Regions from separate parts of the Mus musculus genome. Here region 1 is linked to region 2. Evidence: chromatin loops called from intact Hi-C (ENCODE). Cell type or tissue: heart. All regions are shown on one strand. Each heading gives the region's core, and the rest is flanking DNA. Links, peaks and the distances in the headings are about the cores only.

Region 1 (10,226 bases), core at 1,265-9,264, 77 kb before region 2:
GCCCCTGTATCAACCTCCTGAGTGTTGGAATTATAGGCTGGCTGACACGGGCAGCCTGGATCTCTGAATGCCGGTCCTTATACTTGCATTTATTCACTAGTCCATTTACCTAGTCCCTTCCTCGTTCTGTTAATAGATAGTATAGTGCCACCATAGCACAAAGGTGGCTTTAATGCAAGGACAACTGCAGAAGCAAGGGTCATCTCTCCATCTTTTTGCCTCTCAGAGCAGCATGCTATCCTATGCAATATTTCCCTAAGACAAAGTCTCTCTTCCGTCCCTCTCCCGCATTCCTCTCTAGCAACAATAAACAGGGCCCTGGCTGAGGACAGATTTGATTGCCATTGGAGGGTTGGGTCAGAATTATTCTACATCATGCAGAAGCCTGAGTGCCTGCTGTGGGTGTCCTGGCCATGGAGGAGTCAAGCCCATGGAGCCCGCAGAGCCCACGGAGCCCATGGAAGGGAGACTGGGAGGTCCCAGCTGCACATGCGTGGCAGTTGTCAGTAGGTTAAAAAAAATAAAAATGGAAATAATCAAGTTGCAGAGCCAGATGCTTGAGAGAGGAATCATCATGATGCTGTCAGTCAGTGCCGGCCAGAGGAGGAGCAAGGTCCATAAAGTGTTGGAAAGAAATCTGGTCTGTAGTGAAGTCTGCAACCTGGTTTAACCCACTGAGGACTGTTGGGAGCGAGGGACTTGAAAAACAATCTTTGAAGGGTGTTGGCAGCTGTATTGTTGGATTTTCTCTCCCCGGTGCAGAGCTTGCTTGAAGAATCTTGGTGTTTTTGTAGCATACATCAATCAGGTTTGGGTAAAGAAAAATCTCAAAAACATTCCCTCAGATTGACTTTCTTAGCTTGTTTAAAAAGAGAGAAAGAGAAACTTGTACATGCCAGAAGTTGAGGCAAAGGAAATAAAAGGAGAATCATATTTCAGAGAGACACTCCACACAATATGTGAAAGGCTGAAAGTTGTATAGGCAACATCCACAAAGAAGAAACGGAGTGGAGGCTGGCTTGGAAATGATTCTGTGTTTGAAAACATGCTTTGTGAACTGAATGAGGCAGGGCATGAGGGAGCTGCGACCATGGGGGGTGGGGCACTGGTCATCCATAGGTAGAAATATCCCTAGAACACCTTTCCCCTGGTACCAGCATCTGGTGCCACCTATGAGACTAATGTCCTGTGTCAGCTAAAGAGAAAGGATCACTATGCTAATTTAAGTAAATCTAACAGTAGCCCCTAGTGGGGCAAGAACTACTTGGGATGTTGAGGCAGTAGAATTGCAAGTTGAAGACCTGTATTAGATTGGAGATCTTAGTGAGGCCTTATCTTAAAATATAAAGTCAAAAGAATACTAAGACTATAGCTCAGGGGCAGAATACTTGCCCAGCGTGTATGAGGTTCTAGGTTCAATCCCCAGTACTGTCCAGAACAAAACATTATAACCACCACCACTACCACCACCACCAAAAACAATGAATTGGAAGAAACCAGGAATCCTAACTAGCCTGAAAGTTAGGCTCAAGAAAGCTCCCTACCCAGTGGAATTAGGCCCAGGAGGTCTCTCAAGGCAAGGCCTGTAGATCCAAACTGTCTGAGGCTGGACAGCCGCCCACTAGATAGTCAGCACCTGATGCCACACTTTCACAGTTGCCTCAAGAACTTGATTGGTCGTGACTGGGTCACCCACAGGAGAGTGCTGAGCAAAGGAGGGAACTGTGATTTCGAATTGTGACTGCGAATTGTGACTGTGAATCCCAATAGGATTTATGTCCTTTACCCTGATTTGTTATACAGGAACCTGTGGCTTTCTTCCACACGAGGGATACTTATCAGGCTGTACCTGACGTTCACCTGGGTGCCCTCCCCTGGGATGCTATTCCTGAGAAAACTATGTCTGATCTCTTAGGTACAGTGTCCCCTGATCTGCACACTGAACAACTATGGTATCTGTCTTTATTTTTCTCCTCATCCATTATCCTGTGAAACTCAGACATTTTAGTCTGAGCACAGAAACAAGGATTCCATTTGTGGTTGTGAACTTTGAGTGAGCTGGCTCTGTCACTGTACCCAGAGAAGGGGGATTTGAGAAAGGTAGCAATAATAGATTGTATACAAGAAAGTAAGGTACTTGCTAATCATGATGCAAATGACCACTACCTTGCTCCAAATTGCATGCGTCTCTCTTCATTGCCCTCGATGGCTGCTGTTTACAAACCTCCACAGTGATATGGAGTCTATCCTTTGAAGGAGAGAAACTATAACCTCAGTGTAGCTCTTTCCATTGGGAATCAGTTCAAGTCCATGGCTTTGGGGGACTTTACATCTGTGTTTCCAGAGCCATCCCAGCCCTTAAAAGCATGAAATATTCATGCCCACTAGTCTACCTCTAGGATGCACTAGATAGTAAGGAGAGGAGAGCTCTTGATAGCACAGTTGGCCTTCTATATTCAAGGGTTCTGCACACATGGATTCAACTTGTGAAAGAAATGCATTTGTACTAAACAGTTACAGATTTATTTTCTCATCATTCTTTAAACAATATGGTCCAACAGCCACTTGCACGGCTTCCGCATTGTATTATGTGGTATGAGTCATCTGTGTGATTTAAAGTACACAGGGTGGTGTTTGTGGATTGAATGCAAATATGACTTTAGCACCCAAAGGTGGTCTGGGAACCTCTTGATACCAAGATAACTGGTCCAGCTCATGGGACCGTTGCCCCCAGATCTCTGATGAACCACTTGGTAGTAGGAGTAGCATCATGGCTTGGGGGATTCCCTCCTCTGGGTACCGTGTGGAGCAGTGGTTAGCAACCCCACTACAGATGTTTTCTTTCACTGGCAAGCCTCCTCTTCAAAGGCTTTTGTCAAGGGGAAACCTTTTTCTGGGCCTGACCATTATTGTAGAATAAACAGCAGGATTTAGGCTGTGGTTGAATTGAACTTTCCAGAATATATATGAACCTCTTAAAAAGAACATTATTTCTACTTGATGAAATTTTGTATTTGTGGTTACTTTCCTGAAAATGTTAACCTGTGAGGTAATCAAACTGAATTCAATTTTTCCCCCAGTGGAATACACATTTTGCATCTCTGTACATAGATTATTTACATCAGACACGAATTCCCTAAGACTATTCGACCAGGAGACAACTGGTCTTGCAGATATGAACCTGGGTAGCTTATGGGGTGATTTTGACTGTGACATCAGGAGCTGGAATAGTGCAGAGATGAAGGGAGACAAAGCCCAGCTCTGCTACCTACTGAGGTAGGAATTATCAGGGTACCAAGATTTTATGTGTGCGCACACTCTAGTGTGTGCAGACATACGTGTGTGTGTGTACATGGAGCCCAGAGGACAGCTTTTGGTATTCTTCTTCAAGCCTTTTCTTGTTTTGTTACTGTTTTCATTTTTTTAATGTGGGTTTTATGGGTGTTTTGTCTGTCATCTGTCTGTCTGTCTGTCTGTGTGCCATGTGTATGCAGTGTCCTTGGAGGTCAGAAGAAGATGTCATATCTCTTAGAACTGGAGTTACAGATGGCTCTTAGCTTCCATGTAGGTGCTGGGAGCCAATTCCAGGTCTTTTGGAAGAGCAGCTCTTAACCACTGAGCCAACTCTCCAGCCCATTCTTTTGTTACTTCTAAGATGCGGTCTTCATTGGCTTAGAGCCTACAAAGCAGGCTAGGTTGGCTGGACAATGAGCACCCCAGGGTACTACCCATACTGCCTCTGCCTCTGAAGTGCTGTGATTCCAAGGCCATTGCACTCAGCTTTTAAACAGTATTATTTTATCTTTTCAGTTGGTACCGAGGAGCAAACATAGGTCTAGGTGCTTGATGCATTTCACTGCCTCTTGTGTTTCTAATTACAGTCCATATTTGTACTTCACTATCCTCATCTGAACATTAGAGATGGGGATGATAAAATATGGACTTGTGGGATTAACTGAGTGTCTGTGCCAGATACTTCCTGGCATGAGGCTCACACTCACCCATGCTTGTCAGCAGCACCATTGAAGGGGCTGTCACCATTGAAGGGGCTGTGTCCGTTCCAAGAGGCAAAAGAGTAGAACACCAGGGTTCCACTGTTGCTTCCTGGTCATTTTCAGAGAGAGATTTCTTTTGGGGGAGGTAGGGTGGGATTACCTCGATGCATACACATTTCTTCCTTTCGTTATATCAGCAAAGACTTGGAGATGGTTCAAAACCGCAGCGAGGTTTTCCATGTGGCCAGAGCCAGATTTCCTAAGCATCCCTGTCTGATACTGAGGGTAGCAGCTGTTCCGTTTCAGCAGGAGCAGGCGCTTGATTCCGCCTGGAAGATCCGATAAGTGAGGAATCCGGTCTTGCTTCCTGACTCTGCTTGCAGGCTCTGGTCAGCCTCACTCTCAGCTGGGCTGCCTTTTGCTCACACTCCTGGCAGCTTCTGGGCGACCTCTCTTGCTTTCTGGAGGCTTTTGTTGGTGTTTCTTCAAGTGTGGGGGAAATCTTTCAACATGCACAGGGGGAAATGTATACTATGAGGAATCAGGGCATCTACAGAAGGGTTTTGAACACTGTAACCCTGGGCATGCGTTCATGCCTCTCCCAAAAAAAAAAAAAAAAAAAAAAAAAAATCACCTCTTTCAGAAGCAGCTGCTATTTTGACTAACGCTTTGACTCCATACTTAAATGGAATGCCACAGTATGGTCCCTTTGTGCTTGGCAGCCTTTAGATACTCATCTGTGAGATCCTTCTATAAGGTGGACAGAAGGGTTTTTTGTTTTTTGTTTTTCCCACAATGAGTAATAATGTGTACCTTTTCAGCTCTTTGCTGGTTGTTTGTGCTGTTCCTTTTTGTGAAGGGCCCGATGACACTATTGCTCAGTTGTTACACTAGACTGTCAGACTTTACCTGGTTTGGAGATATTCTTTATATATGTTGGATATGAATTCTTTGTTGGATCTTCATTCTACAACTAACTGTCTCTCAGCACATAAGCATCTCACCCTCTAAATGGAGAGACAGACATTCTTAATTGTGATGAAATTGAATTTAGCAATTCAATCTTTTTAAATAGAATGTATATGTGCGTTTATCTGTCTGTGGGCCAGTGCATGTAAATGCAGGATTTCCTGGAGCAGGAGTTATAGACAGTTGTGGGCCGCCCATTGTGGGTGCTGGGAACCACACTCAGGTCTTCTGCAAGGCCAGTATGAATTCACTGCTGAGCCATCTCTTGATTTACCTGTTAGTGGTTTTCTGTCCCATTGAAAACTCTTCTACTAGCTCAAGATTATGATTTTTTTTTTCGAGACAGGGTTTCTCTGTATAGCTCTGGCTGTCCTGGAACTCACTCTGTAGACCAGACTGACCTCAAACTCAGAAATTCGCCTGCCTCTGCCTCCCAAGTGCTGGGATTAAAAGTGTGCACCACCACACCCAGCTAAGATTATAAGATTACTGTCTTAGTTATGGTTTCTATTGCTGTGATGACATACCATGACCAAAGTAACTTGAGGAGGTAGGGCTTTATTTGGCTTACACTTCCACAGCACTGAAGGAACTCAGGACAGGAGCTCAATCAAGCAGAGCTTGAACCTGGAGGCAGGCACCGATGCAGAGGTCGTGGAGGGCTGCTGCTTACTGGCTTGCTCCTTATGACTTGCTCAGCCTGCTTTCTTATCTAACCCATGACCACCAGCCCAGGGAAGGCACCACCCACAATGAGCTGGGCCTTCACTCATCAATCACTAATTAAGAAAATGCCAAATAGGCTTGCCTACAGGTGGATCTTAGGGAGGCATTTTCTCACCTAAGTCTCTCTCCTCTCCAATGACTCTAGTTTGGGTCAAGTTGATGTAACACTAGCCAGCACAATTACTCTCCTGCATATCATGATGGACACTTCATTTGTTTTGCTCTCCACCTTTAGGGAAACAATAATACTGGCATTGGCTTTTATACATAGTATCAGGTGTGCTTCACAGTTAATTTTTCTCTATATGAAATACCTGATTGACCCCAAAACTTTCATTGAAAACATCTTTTTATCTTTATCTTTTGCTATTGTTGCATATGGACACCCATCCAAAGCTCTGTTTCTAGCTACAGTTTTCTGTTCTGTTTTTCTATTTGTCTACACATTCACAACAAGCAGCACTGTCTTAAGTACTGCAGTCTCTTTGCAGTAGCAATTCTCAAGCTTCGTCCTCCTCCAAGGTGACCTTGGCTCTTTTTGTAGACTTGTACTTCTATGTACCTTAAAGATTTTAAAATTGTTTTTATTATTTATGCCTGTATGTCATGTGCACATCTGCAGTGCTAGCAAAGTCCAGAAGAAGGCATCAGATTCCCCTAGAACTGGTGTTATAGCTAGCTGTGAGCCAAATCTCTGTAAGAGCAACCAGTGCTCTTAACTGCTAAGCCATCCTCAGCCCTTGAGAGAAGCATTTTTAAACATCAAAGTAATCTATAGTTTATTGACTGATGACCTTACCTTTTAGAAGGAGGGAGCAAAGAGAATTGTGGGACATTTACCAAGTATCCAACTATCCTCTCTACCAGTTGCCTGGAATTCTGCATTACATGTGGCTTGGGGTCTCTGCGAAGGACTAATGGAAGGATTAGGGGAGAGGCTCCATCTATGCAGCCATGCTTGGTGCTTTAGGTCACTCCTGCTCCTGCCCCAAACCCCTCACCCATTGCTCTGTAAATCAGCCCAATAACTCATTGGTTTTCCCAGAAAGAACTTCCACAGAATCATATCTTGGTTTGTCATTGAGACCTTAGGAGGAGGGGAAGTGGAAACGTAAGGATTCTTTGCTAGCGACACACATGTATTAGTCTGCCTTACATTGCATAGTTGAGATGCATTTGTCAGGACTCCATGGAGAGAAATGCACCAAAAATTCCTGGTGCTGTGCTGCAGTTTCTTGCTGCTTCTGTAGACTTGGGTTGATTGGCAGAGTGATGTCATCTGAGGCAAGACACATGCTAAGGAAAGCAGGTGGAGGACATGTGATGTTTGGAGGGTATAAATAGGACTCAATGGACAGTGATGGGGCCTGAGCTATGCTTGCTTATAGAGCTAGCTGTGCAATGCTTGTGCGTCTTGCATCTTCACTGAATCTTCACTTCGCCAAGAAAGGCACAATTGAGAACTTCTCCTGGCATTCCTCCGGGTTCCTTCTGCTGACTTGTGCCAAGGCTGAGGCCTGGCTGTCCCTGCTAGATGGTGCCACTGCTGCTGATTCATGTTTTCTGTCCTAACTTTACTGAACTGGACTGCTGGTGTATCCGTGAAGTGTTTGTGAGTGGATCTAGCTGCCACAGGTCCACTTCCTCAGTATCCACAGGTCCACTTTATTTTTCACTACCTCTGGTGGGTGGTAGGCTACAAGGGAGGTTAAAGCATTTATGAACTATCATTAAAATAGGTTATGAATAAATTAGAGTTACTGGGGAGATATTGTTTACCTCTGCCTCTCAGAGGGAAGGAATTTTAGCAACATTCCCATCCCCAGAGTGATTAAAGTCTTGACTCTCTGGGTTACCACCCAATGTTGGACCTGTTGGGAGTGGTTGGACCTTAGAGGTCCTGGGCCAGTGGGTAGTTTTCCTGACTCTATAGTAGTTTCTAGACAGAGTTGTTATAAAAGCCTGAGTTTGGCTCTACCTGGATCTTTGTGGCTATCTGTGTCAAGAAGTAATTCAGCCAAGTGGTAGCTTTGGCCAGCCTGTGCTATGAAGCTTGGAGTTTCATATTTAAGGCTATAAGCTATATATTCCTCATCTGTAGTCTATGTCATGTGTTTGGCTATAGTGACTCACAGTCAAGTGTGGTGGCTCATTCCTATAATCCCAGCACTTGAGAAGATGAGGCAGGAGAACTGCTATAAGATTGAAGCCAGCCTGGACTACATAGTAAATTTCAAGCCATCGGTGGGCAACAAAGTGATACCTTGTCAAATACTAAACAAACAAACAAACAGGTAGATAAATATATGATGATAGATAGATTCTTTTATTGAAATCAATACCTATTGAAATGTAACTATACATTTTACTCCTTTCTTACCCCGTCTCACACTGTGCTGCATTTGGCTGAAAGATGATGTTTTTTAACTAATTCTTACCTCTTTCAGTGATGAAGGCTGATCAGTAAAGCGTATTGTTAATCAGGCATGGCTGCACTAATGCCCCCTAAGAATTAACCTATGGTCCTGTGACTGATCAAGGACAAGTATATATTTTCTTTGCTTGTGCATCTGTGGGTCAGTTGAAATCTGGCTGCTTCTGGTTAGGCTTGGCTCCAACTGTTAGTCAGATTTGGGTCTGTTCCATGGGTCTAGTTCTGTGAGCAGCAGGACCTTGGAGCAAATGCTTTTTATAGCAAATCATGGGAGCTTGAGAGGTTGAGCCAAACTGCAACCCCTGCCCCCACAAACTATTGATGACTTAGTGATGGATGAAGGAAGTCATATGGCCAATCCAGGAGGCACCAAAACTCAGAACCTTGGCCGTATTTATATGTGTTCATCCCTCCCCTCTAAGTACCCAGCAGTAACAGCACCCAGTGAATGTTTGACCTATCAGCTGACAGATCTCTGCTTCTTCCTTCAGAGAGAGGATACTTTACTGACTGTTGGGGGGGGGTGAATGGGTAGTGAGAAGCCTGCTGGGTCCTCTGAAGAACACACTGGTGTGCTGGCCACAGGGGGCAGCCACAAAAAGGGTGCTTAGCATTGGCAAAGAGCAGAAGGAAGAGCTGGGAGCTGCTCTCAGCTTTGGCTTTTGGCCCAGCCCAGCACAGGAGGGCAGGGGAGAAAGGAGAGAAGGTAAAGATCTCCTGAAACTCTGCCTGAACCAGGCCAAGAAGGGACATGATGACTTTAAGAGTCTGTGTCTCTTTTTATCCCTCTTCCCTGTCTCCCGGGCCTGGCTCTCACTTCTCTTTTCAAATGTATCCCAAGAGGGCTAGCCAGAGCAATGGGACCTGCTGACCTCTCATCCTCCATCTCTAGAGAGTAATCGAGTAAGCTTTGTAGAGGATAAAAACCCTTACCTGTACTGGATAACCAGAAGGGGGCGCTCACAGGGACCAGAGCTGCAGTGGGTGGATGGGTGGGTGGGTGGGGAACTCCATGAGGTAATGCAGAGCCACATCCACTGACAGATGATGACCACAAGCTTCACCAGTCATCAGACCAGAAAGCAGGAAACAGCAACAAGTAACCTCTAGTGCACTGGTAACACACCCACAAACACAGGTATTTAAAGAAAACAGTCCTCGGGGGAAAAGCATCAGACTCATACAGGAAAATCAGTGACTCAGGGAAAGTGTTCACAAGAAAGCATAGAACCAGATGTGATTAATTGGATACAAGTGATCGATACATGTTCTTACAGCAATTTTCAAGTTAAAAGTACCCCCTAAAACTATAGATTAATATGAAGCACAAGTAAAACTGTCCAGGAAGGTAAATGTGGATGCTCTTGAATGTCATTCCAGCTCTTGGGAAAGGATGAGACAAAAAGATTGCCTTGACTTCAAGGTCAGCTCCGTCTACATAGCAAGTTTATCCAGACTGCACTGAAAAGATGGAGACTATCTCACAAAATAAGTAAGTAAAATAACATTTCCAAGGGGAGGGGAGACAAGGGGAGAAGGGAAGAAAAGGGAAGGGAAGGTCTTGCACGTGCCCTACTCGACCAGCGAGCCCAGAACTGGTGCTGCTTATATAGGCCTAGGAGAGGCGTGTCTCACACCCGGATTGGTTATGCACTAAGCCTCATTTGCATGTTCCTCATCTGATTGGCTACTCTCTCTCTCTCTGTACCTCACAGAGCCTCATTATCATACCTCATTTGCATGTCTCACATCTGATTGGTTATACTCCCAAAGCCTCATTATCATGCCTGGGTCAGGCAGTGTCTTTGCAAAAAACTTTACTGCATATGTACACATTGGTTGTTTGTCCAAACTTATGCGTGGTGGCCAGCAGTAGTCAGTGCCACTCTGCAACGGCACATGTGGCTTCCCACAGGAAGAGAAGGCAAAAATATCCCAGTGTGGACGTAGTGGTGCACACCTTTAACCCCAGCACTCAGGAGGCAGAGGCAAGCCTAGATCTGAGAGTCTGAGTCCCAGCCTGGCCTACATAGCATGTTCCAGAACAGTCAGATCTATATAGTGAGACCCTGTCTCAAAAAAAAAAAAAATCCCAGTGCTTA
Region 2 (10,226 bases), core at 712-8,711:
ACTGTGCCCCTCCACCTGTGGTCCACAGGGAACATGGGAACATGGACTACCTCGTCCATCATGTTCTGCATCAGATCCCATGGAAGGGCACTGATGGTCACCCTGGGTCCCTGGGCCATAGCCAATCCTGCTGGTTAGGAATAGATATGTCTTCTTTCTGTCCTGCTTACCTGAAAGCCCTATTATATGTCAGCCCGAAGACAAGACTACATTTAGCAGCTAGGAGAGACCACAAGGCCTACTTCTGGACGTGGAGATACTTACCACGTAGCCGCTTCAGCAAAGCCCCACAGCAGTGGGGATAGGGCTGGGTGTTATATACACTACATATAATTGTTTGGCCCTTGCTCACTTTTCTCTTTTTTCCTAATAGGGAGACGACAGAACCTTACCTCCTCCTACTGTCAAGATGAAGAATATAGATTCTTCATCTACTGGAGATTCAGCAGCTGTTTGGGTATGTGGAGTCATCTAGGGAAAGGCAAGTTCCAGATGGTAGATCAGAAAGACAAGTGCCTGATCATATCCTGGGGCTGTCCCACCGCCCACACGGTCAGTGCCAGACTTCTCCCTAACTTAAGTCATCACTGCTTTTGTTCAGTCATGGGCAGGCTGACCCAATAAGAGGTGGGAGTGAGAGGCACAAGAAGGAGAAGGGAAGGGGAGAGGCCCGGGAAGGGGTGCTATTAGATAAGAATATTACACGTCTACAATAAAGGCCTTTGCTGGTACTGACTAATGGACTTCATTTTCAACCACTAACCTGAACCTTTAAGCTCACCAAATGCTGCGATGAGGGTATTCACGGGAGCGTGCCTGGCCACCGTTTACACGGCCTGAGTTTACGCGGGTTACAGGCCCATCTTCAAGGCCACTAGGTTGGGAGCCCAGTTCCAAACCCTAGTTTCTTGGATTCAAGGACAACCCCTTCTACCTCCACCCCACCTACACTCAAGATGCTATGCAGATGTGAAAGCCAGAGAGTGGTCTTCTCAGAGCTGTGGCTTTGGGTCACTGCAAAAGTAAAAGAAGCCATTCAGAGAAGGCCGGGAAACCTGGGGATGGGGGTGGGGGTAACCAGGGAGAATGAATGGAGATTTCAAGGCCTAGAAAGCAGGGGCTGGGTGGGGGAGGGGAGGGTGACCCTCAGGGCCCACAGTGCTTCCCCAGGCACCTCCTCTCAGGCCTGGAGTCAGAGTGGCCTTGCTTAGGTAAGAACTAAAACTCTCTTTTCCACTAAAAGCCCTCAACGATTAATAGGAATGAATTTTGGCAAAATCAGATTAGATGGAATCCAACCATCTGCCAGCCACCCCACACAGCAAGTGTGATTTCCTCTCAGTGCAATTAAAACAGAGTTCTTGAGAGAAGTATGCCTTGGAGGTACATTCGAGGGAGTCATTAGGGCCATTATGAACAATGAGAACTGAAAATTAAGCTAATATTGCTAAGGACTCATCTAGAGGTTAAGATGCTGTTGTCTCAGAGAAGAGGATCCATGCCATCTCAAGGCAGTCTGCATCCGACCAAGGAGGTTCTAGATGTTCTTTTAAAAAGATAGTTTTGACAGATTAGCCTATACAATTTGGTACTTATATCATGTCATGGGAAGGCATTGCGAGATATTGGTTATAACTGAGAGAAGCTGCCCACATGCTTATCTGTCAGTCCCAAGTAAGAGTTGCAACTGCCCTCTTAGAAACTGGGTTACTTTACTTTTTTCCTGTTTCAAAACTACAGTCTGTCTTCACTGAGCCAGAGATGCCTAACCTGAACAATAACCTCAGACCAGAGCTATGGTGTCTGCAGGGCTAAAGGAAACCCGGAACACTGACTGGTGGGCGATGTCCTGGTTGATAGTGAGCTCCTAACGCTGTAACTCATCCATAGGCCAACAAAACCGCGAGTTACACACAACAAGGGGCAGCTACAGCATCCAAATGGGGTATTTGATTAAGATAAAAATCTCATTATGTAGTCTAGGCTGACCTTGAACTCACAAACCTCTGGCCTTTCTCTCTCCAATACTTATATAGGTGTGTAGTACCATGCCTAGCTTCTGCCATTTAACTGGATGTCATTGTTCCTCAAAGTGCCACGTATCCATTTCCTTGATGCTGCGTTGGAGGGTGCTGCTTGTAGGTGTGGCTCCCTCTCTTTTGGCTGAGCTCACCCTGATCCCAGCTACTTACCGCCAAGCTGTGTCTAGGGTCACAGAGGCTGCCAGGTCAGGTACCTGGTCACCATGGCCTCCTGAGCCTTGGCCAACATGCCCCACCCTGTTTCTGTCTGACGGGAACTCCTTGGAGTCCTGGCCAGTCAGCCTCTTCTGCCTTCTTGAAACCTCCAGCCCTTGGCTGTGAGCCCTGGCTTTCTTGGTTCTCCTCCAGGCTCACTGGCCAAGGGTCCAAACCGCCTTGCTCATCTTTCATCTCTATGTGTCTCTCCCCTCCAGGCCGGGCCTTTAGATCACCACCTCTGAAATCTTCAACACAAACCTACTCCTGGCATTTAAAGTCTACCAACATCTTTATAAGCATCTCCACGTGACATCTGATAGGCAAAGCCAAACAGCAGCGGAAACGGAGCCGGTGTTCTTGATGTCTTCCTCACTTGGACTGTCTCCTCCCTCAACTCCCTCAACCTTCCTCCTCTTAGCAGGTGGCACCACTCTGCTCCTCAACCCTAAAGTCCAAGAGTTCTGTTGGAGTAATCTGTACCTACCACTGGGCTACCCAACCCATCCCACACCTCTGACTGCACACATTGCTTGGATTCCATCACCCTCATCAGACCCAAAGTGGAGGTGACCAGACTCCCATGTGCTCTGCTTTTAGCAAGTGTTATCCTTGGAAAATTCCAATCAGACCCCTCCACTCTCATATAATCCAGCCTGTCTCATGCTATCTTATTCCAGCAGGCACAGCAGCCCAGCCCCTTCCTTGCCTCCTTCCCCAGCCCCAGGCCTGTCTCAGCAGCCCACTCATCTCAATGGCTTTGACTTTATTAGCAATTTTTCACACTGACCACATCATGATCTCGAGTTCGTCCTGTGTGCTTATTTTCTGTCCTATCCCTTGAGAATACAAGCTTCCTGAGCACAGGGGACCTTCCCTCCCGACCCCACCCCCTGCTGTTTCCCAAGGCTCAGCATCAGAGCCTGGCATCTGGACCACATTTGTTGAGTCTGTGAATGACTGAACTCCACACTTCCTGTCCTTTGCTCTCAGTACGCTGCCATTGTCTTCACTACTGTCCGCATTGTTAAATAACCGTTTGTGGTCGTGCATTTTATTCATAGGCTCTGAATTTTAACAAGAGGTTACCTCTTTAGTGTGCAAGTCGTCTCTTTGAGCCTAGACTTTTGGTTGTGGCCCGTGACTCAAATACTATACTGGTAGGAAAACTTTCAACAGCAAACCACACACATTGTCAGAGGCCAGCTTTGACCTGCTCAGTGGTATAAGAGAACAGAGACACTCACCACAGTTACAGACCCTGGAGTTAGCTTTTCATTTTCATACAGAGGAAGGAACTACCATTGTCTGGATTTTGCAAATGGGCCAAGTATATCGGTCTTTTAATGATAACCAGTTATGGTTTGTATTGAAAAGCCCTCCCCTCATATATTTTGCTGTTCTCGGAAGTCTGGGCAGACTGTGCTAGATAGCCTGCTCAAACAACACGATGTCCTGGAGGAGCTGGACTGGTGTTTGGAGGCTTTAGAGGACAATGTACTTGCAAGCTGTTGCCAAGGCCAAATCCTCCGTCTCCTTAGGACTGAACATTCTCAACCTTCCTAGCCCTGCTACTCCTTTAATAAGCTCCTCATGTTGTGGGGAGCCCCAACTGGAGATTATTTCCATTGCTACTTCATAACTGGAGTTTTGCTACTGTTATGAATTATAATATAAATATCTGTGATTTCCAATGGTCTTGGTTGTCCCCTGGGAAAGGGTCATTTGACCCTCAGAGGGGTCTTGACCTATGAATGGATGAGTTTCTTCCCTTGCCCCTGTACCCCCAAATTCTCTCTCCTCCCTGCCTATACTGTTAGCTTTTCCCTAACCTGTTTAAGAGACTCTCTGGCACACATATCTGCTCTTACGTATGCTGTGTTAAGATTCTCTGATATACTGAAATGTACGTTTCAAAAGTGAAACCTCTGCTTTTTTTTTTTTTTTTTTTTTTTTTTTTTGGACAGTGCTGACTTTTGGGGGCAGGGAGGGGTGGGCAAAGATATCAACAATCACAGCAACCCTACCTGGCCTCACCAGAGGCTGCTCAGTGGTACATGGGTTCCGCTTTCTCTGGAGTACTTCTCATAGTTCAAAAAAGCTTGAAGCTGCGGAAGACAGCCCCGCCCTCTGCATCATTCAAAAGAAAACTCAGACATAGAGGCGGGCTCTTGGTTCTTGCATGGAAACGTTCAGGATTCTTTCAAAGTTAGAGAACCATAACTTTGTTTTTTACTCCTTGGTTCTTTTATTCATGTGATTTAGCCTAGCAAGACTAAGTCACACATGCTAACAGCCAGCTCAGAATAGATATAATGATTTTAGATCAAAACTCTGTGCAGAAAAAAAAAAATCATGGACTGAAATAGGGGATATCAGGGCCAAGCAAACTCAGATGCCTTAAGGAAATAGCAAAAATGGGTTCTTCCCTCTTCTGTGGACGGCCAGCGTGTTACAGCACCCGTGTGCATGTGAGATCTCTGCCTTTTATTTTCAGTTACCCCCAAGTCTCCTAACCAAAGCGTCTCCTCCCTGATGAGGGTGATCACTGGCTACAAGCCTGGGGCTTCCACACCCAAGGTCTGGGAAGCTGCTCTTTCCGGAAGGGTGGTAGAGACCCTGGGAACCAGACCAGGCGGGCTCACAAAGTATGAAGAGAATGTCGGGAGAGGAAGTGGTGGCTCTGAGTCAGCACGAGTCATCTGGTTCCAGTGACAATGAAGACTGAGGTGTCTGCTTTGCAGTTTTTTTTTTTCTTTTCTTGTCTTTTTTTTTTTTTTTCCTAATCATGTGGACATCTCTGAGAATGAGGGGACTGGGTGACTTTGCAGTGTCTGCTTTCTAAGTTTCAAAGTGACTTTCCAGGCAAGCTGCGCATATCTTGGGATCTTCACAGCACAGTGGCTGGGAAGGCAGGCGGACCCGTCTATCAGCTTCTCCCTGGTGAGTACTCTCAGTCAAAGATGTTTTCCGTGCACCTCTGAGCTGTGACAGCTGCTGTGTTCTGGGGTAGACACTGCTTCTCCCAGACTTTGAAGGTTTTGTGAGGTCAGAAAAGTGGCTCCCTCTGCCTCCAGCCCACCTGTTGTGTCTGTTGCGGGACTCTTGGAGGAAGTTTCTGAGCTGTGCCTTGTGGATGGTGGCTGTGTGTTATGCTGTCTCAGAGGAGAGCGTGAGGCTTGCCTGGGAAGGAAGCCACCACGGATTCCTAGCTAGAAGCTAAAGTGAAGGTCAGAGACGGAGGTGGGTGAGTTTGTGTTAACTGGGCACTGAGGTTGAACTAGTTTCCGCTCCTAAGAAGCAGAAGGAAGAGCCAACCCCGGGGGCAGCTTCTGGTCTCTGACTCAGGCAGCCAGGCCTGAGCTGTCCAGCTTCAGGGCAAGAAGTATGGCAGCGAGGCAGAATTTTGTCTTTTCTCTGAACACGCTACATCCCGTGCTTCCCTTTAACGCTCCAGGTGGAAAATGTGTTCAAAAGCAGAAAGAAAAGCCACAGGCTAGGGACCAGGAAGGGCATGGTGGAAGATGGGGGAAGGGAGTGGGCTGAGTTACTGCTATTCTTACAAACATCTTTACTGTCAAATAAACAGTTACAGTAACTGCTGTGCCACTTTTAAAGCAAATCTAAAAAGCGGTCATTTGCTTAAAAAGCTGCATAGCAGGCTGCAGGGAAGACAGGAGCCTGTTCTGAGCAACTCACTGGGGCGTGTGGGGCTTCCCGGGTTAAGAATGAGTCAGCAACCTAACTGAATGAGCCCTGAGAGCAGCTCCATTCACTCTGAGCGTAACAGGAGTTTGCCGGCTCGGGTCTTTGCATGATATCAGCATTGCCTGGCCCTCTGTGAAGAGGATAGTCACACACGTTCAGCTTTCTCCTGGAATGTACCTGAGAGGTCTCTTGGCTGTCTCCTTGTCAGGAATACTGTGTTCGGCTTCTTCAGCATGCCTGGGCTGATGACAATCATTTTGGGTCCTGCCCCTGACCGAGCACAGAGTTTGTTAAACGAACTCTGGGGTGCAGGAAGGACCAGGGTAGTCTAGAGCCGCAGTCGCACCCCACCCTTTGAAATAGTTCACACCCTTATGATTGGGAGAATCGGGTGAGACATGAATTTTGAAGCTGGCTTCCACAAGAGGCAGGCACTAACTTGGCTTAAATAAATCAGAGTGCAAGCTTCAGAGAAAGAAAGCCTCCAAATACCTTTGAGAAGAATTCCTATCCTAGAGCAGTTCTATACACGGAACCCAAGGAGTCGCCAAAGGCTTCACAGGTCAACACAGGGTTTGAATCTTTTCCTGGCTAGTTCTGTGGCTCTGCCTGAAGATTGTTTATCTGTGTTTAGATAACTGTGGGTGGGTCCCAGCTCTCTGGGGCCACACCCTGAAGCCACAAAACTTGGATAGCAAGATTAAGATTGGATTAGAAGGGAGGCCAGTGGGCCCCAGGTCCTGCTGACCCACTTCTGGAGACCTTGGACTTCTAGATCATTGTTCATCTACCCCCGCGCAAGGGGCCCAAGGAGTTAGCACCTGCCAGGAATTCAGGAAAGGGCCTGGATGGAGGCAGGACTCCAGTATCTTACCTCTCCCTGGTCCACTTAGTTTCCAGTCCTCTGAAGGCACATAGTTTGCATGTTTGTAGTTGGCCACAGGACTTTTACAGAAAGTGATTGACAAGCCAGAGGTAGCCAATAGAGAGAGCCCATCATTCCTAGTTGGTTTGGTGCTCTTGGTAAGTAAGCTGTCCAAGTAACCAGAGAAATGCCACGTCATGGGATCAAGAATTGTGGCACAGTATGTCTGTGGGCTGAGCACACTTACATGGGTTCCCATGTCGTCACATATATGCAGGTCACAGCAGTGAGCCTATCGCTGGGTTTTGTGTCTTCAAACCTCATGTGAGGATTGCTGGATTATGGCTTGGTGGTGTTGTGTTTTGTTTTAGGCATTGATTTTGATCCGTCATATAGAGGTCAGGCAGTCATGTGGATTCTGACAGCCAATGGCCTCTTACCATAAGAAATAGCAGGGATGGACTGACGGGTCTCTTAAGTAATTAGAAGAGAGTTATTGAACAAGGCAGGAAAAAGACTAAGGACAAGTGTGAAAACGGGTGCCCGAAACCACAGTTTGTGCATTGAGGGGGTGGCTCCATGGTAAGTAAAGAGCGTGACGTGCAAGCAGCAGGACCTGAGTTCAGACTACCAGGACCCAGGGAAAGATGTACACGGTTACCTTTGTAACCTAGCACTGTGACAAACAGAAAGTGCTTCAGACTTGATGACAGTGGAAGTTGCCCAGAATCCTGCTGTCATGGTAGGCTCAACCTGGGACTAACCTGGGACTTGTGGCCCTGTCTCCTCTTGTCTTCATCATCATGGGATATCTGCCCTGAGACATTTTGTGCAGAGGTCTCCACAGCACAAACTCTGTCTGCTTCTGGTGGAAGTGCTGTGAGAGCTTGAAGGTCCTGCCTGGTGTCCTGCCTTCCTCACTGTGGAGGAAGAGTGAGACTCTTATGACTGTGAACCTTGGGAAGACCTTGGGGTATATACCAGTTGCCAGGAGATACTGTCACCAGGACAGGTATGTCCTCAGAGATGTCACCAGCCTCTTGCATCTGTTCTGGGCTCCCTAGCCCTGTGGTATTTCATCAAGAATGGATACTGTCCTTGAAACAAGGTCTCTTTGAGGTCTCAATCTATAGCAGGCTCTGCACTCACCAGGGTCATGCTTATTAGGCAAATGGAGACTGCTTCTTGGTCCTCTCAGGAAACTGGGTTTTAGCTGTCATTATCACTCTAACCTTCCTCATCCTCCCCATCTCCCTCCCCATCCCCCTCCTCCCCTTCCTCCTCCTCCTCCTCCTCCTCATTATTATCAACATTATTGTTATCACCATAACCTTCCTCTTCCTCTCCATCTTCCTCCCCACCCCCTCCTCCCCATCTTCCTCATCATCATCATTATTATCAACATCATTGTTATCACTATAACCTTCCTCGTCCTCCTCCCCTTCCTCCTCCTCATTGTTATTATCAACAACATTACAAAAGTACAGTTCCCATTTTATTCAGCCCAACCACACTTCATGGGCCCTTCATTTAACTCCACAACAGCCCTCAGGACCAAAGGAAGGGGGCAGTTACTTGCCTTACTCAGTGTCTCAGTGAAGGTGCCAGAGAGACACTACCCATCCATTCAGCACAGGAAAATGAGCAGGAGCAGGCAGCCAATAGGGCTTCCTGTGTAATACGCAGGGCCATCTGGGCCAAAGGTCAGGAAACCCAGGCCCCTGAGACATGGGCCTGCTGAAGGTGGCACAACTTGATTTGGTGCTGTTGTTTTCCAGCTGAATCCAGTGACAATTGTCCCTTAACTCATTTAGATTCTTGCTACTTGAAAGTGATTGTGAATGGAAGACACATCATACTGAAAACATTAAATAAGCCCCCAGAGACCCAAATGAAGCAGTGTGGCATTTCCTTACCAACTCCAAAGTCTCAAAAGCCAGCCACATTCTCGTGCCCACCCTCGGGGGCCAGAAGGAGCTAGGGTCATTTTGGTCTTTGAGCTGTCAGTCCTGTGTGCAGTGTTTAAGCTCCAGGAGCTGAGACTGGCCTGGCTGTGTTAGAGCATTGTGGATGTAATGTGTGTGTCTTAGTTAGGGTTTTACTGCTGTGAGCAGACACCATGACCAATGCAAGTCTTATAAAGGACAACATTTAATTGGGGCTGGCTTACAGGTTCAGGGTTTCAGTCCATTATCATCAAGGCAGGAACATGGCAGCATCCAGGCAGGCATGGTGCAGGAGGAGCTGAGAGTTCTATAACTTCAACTGAAGACTGCTAGCAAAATACTGGCTTTCAGGCAGCTAGGATGAGGGTCTTAAAGCCCACACCCACAGTGACACACCTACTCCAACAAGGCCACACCTACTCCAACAGAGCCACACACTCTCATAGTGCCACTTCCTGGGTCAAGCATATACAAACCATCACAATGTGGTTGGCACAGTCGTGGGTCCCCAAAGCTACTCTAATAGCAGGAACCTGAGGGCCCTTCTCTGGGTCAAGGGCAGGGATCCTCACAGGTTCTGGCTGGATCCTGGTTCTCAAAGAAGAGACAGCAAGTTTGAAGGAAACTGGTTCACAGGAAGGAGAGGGGAGCCAGTGATCAGCTGGTCTCATAGGATTCTTTCTGATGAAAAGCTGGTTGTCCTTTGTATAGCTTGAGAAGTGAGAGAGGCAGTATCTCTAATCTAGCTTGGGTTCCCAGCTTATCTTTTGCTTTCTAGGTTGAGTACATGCAAATGGGGACTTCTGGGACAGGAGGGGCAGGGTGTTACTCTGCCCTGGGAAAATGCATAATGTTAAAGGTAGAGAACTTTTGTTAATGGTGGCAGAAGACATATATTCCCATTGCACTAGTAATTTACAGTGTATGAGGGCTGCACAGACTCCTGGCAATTCAGCTGGACATAAAGCAACATTTATTAAATATCAGTGGCTCCCAAAGGAGCCAAGCTCACTTGCTCTCAAACGGCTAACGGGTTCTGTTCTCACAGTTGTACTGTTCTTGGGCAGGAAGTGATTCGTCCTGGGAGAGCCAACAAGGCAGGCGGCTCTTCCACTGCTCGGTTCCGTCATCCGTAGCACTGGTGTCCCTTCTCCAACTTGTCTTATAGTTTCAGGAAGGCTGCTGAAGCTCTGGGAATCATCATTGCATTGACAGGAGGAAGTGGGGAGGGGAAAAAGTTAATCTTATGGGTGTCAGCATCCTTTAAGGTTTCCCTAAAATCCTCAGCAAACATGCTCGACTGAATTTTACTGTCACTGTCTACAAATGCATAGGTGAAAGAAGATGGGGGGGGGGTGAGACTCCCCAAAACAGGGCTCACAAAAAGAGGACAAGGGCTCCTGTCGCATTCATATCATATGGCTCTCTCTGGCCCCAGAGGTGATGGGGACCCACCTATTTCAGGTCCTC

What was found. Hi-C counts contacts between places; a loop is a spot of excess contacts. Peaks named below come from ENCODE experiments on the same cell type or tissue, not always from the same donor. Only the 100,000 strongest peaks of a DNase experiment are listed, where the experiment ranks them.
Region 1: it touches region 2 in a loop (2.3-fold over the local background); 6 of 42 quality-filtered maps call a loop at or near these places.

Annotation. Positions count from the first base shown.
Region 1 is chr2:128,501,871-128,512,096 of GRCm38, reverse strand. Gm39928 (a long non-coding RNA gene) reads left to right here. Exons shown (of 3, transcript XR_866723.3): 2 at 9,505-9,616. Among named protein-coding and RNA genes, the nearest start is that of Gm39927, 15 kb to the left of the region's middle. In heart, for the core only: a CTCF peak has its summit at 9,037 (motif pointing right); DNase peaks (open chromatin) are centred at 4,316 and 8,406; H3K4me3 peaks cover 664 bases; H3K27ac peaks cover 1,935 bases.
Region 2 is chr2:128,424,048-128,434,273 of GRCm38, reverse strand. It overlaps Morrbid (myeloid RNA regulator of BCL2L11 induced cell death), which reads left to right and starts at 4,923. Exons shown (of 3, transcript NR_028589.1): 1 at 4,923-5,180. Gm36154 (a long non-coding RNA gene) reads left to right here. Exons shown (of 3, transcript XR_374969.3): 2 at 374-457; 3 at 2,456-3,477. Gm14010 (predicted gene 14010) reads right to left here. Exons shown (of 3, transcript NR_166620.1): 3 at 9,707-9,946. It overlaps Gm29010 (a long non-coding RNA gene), which reads right to left and starts at 564. Exons shown (of 6, transcript XR_374966.3): 1 at 393-564. In heart, for the core only: no CTCF peak of the experiment used is centred there; DNase peaks (open chromatin) are centred at 2,283, 4,353, 4,853, 5,223 and 2 weaker places; H3K4me3 peaks cover 2,414 bases; H3K27ac peaks cover 3,290 bases.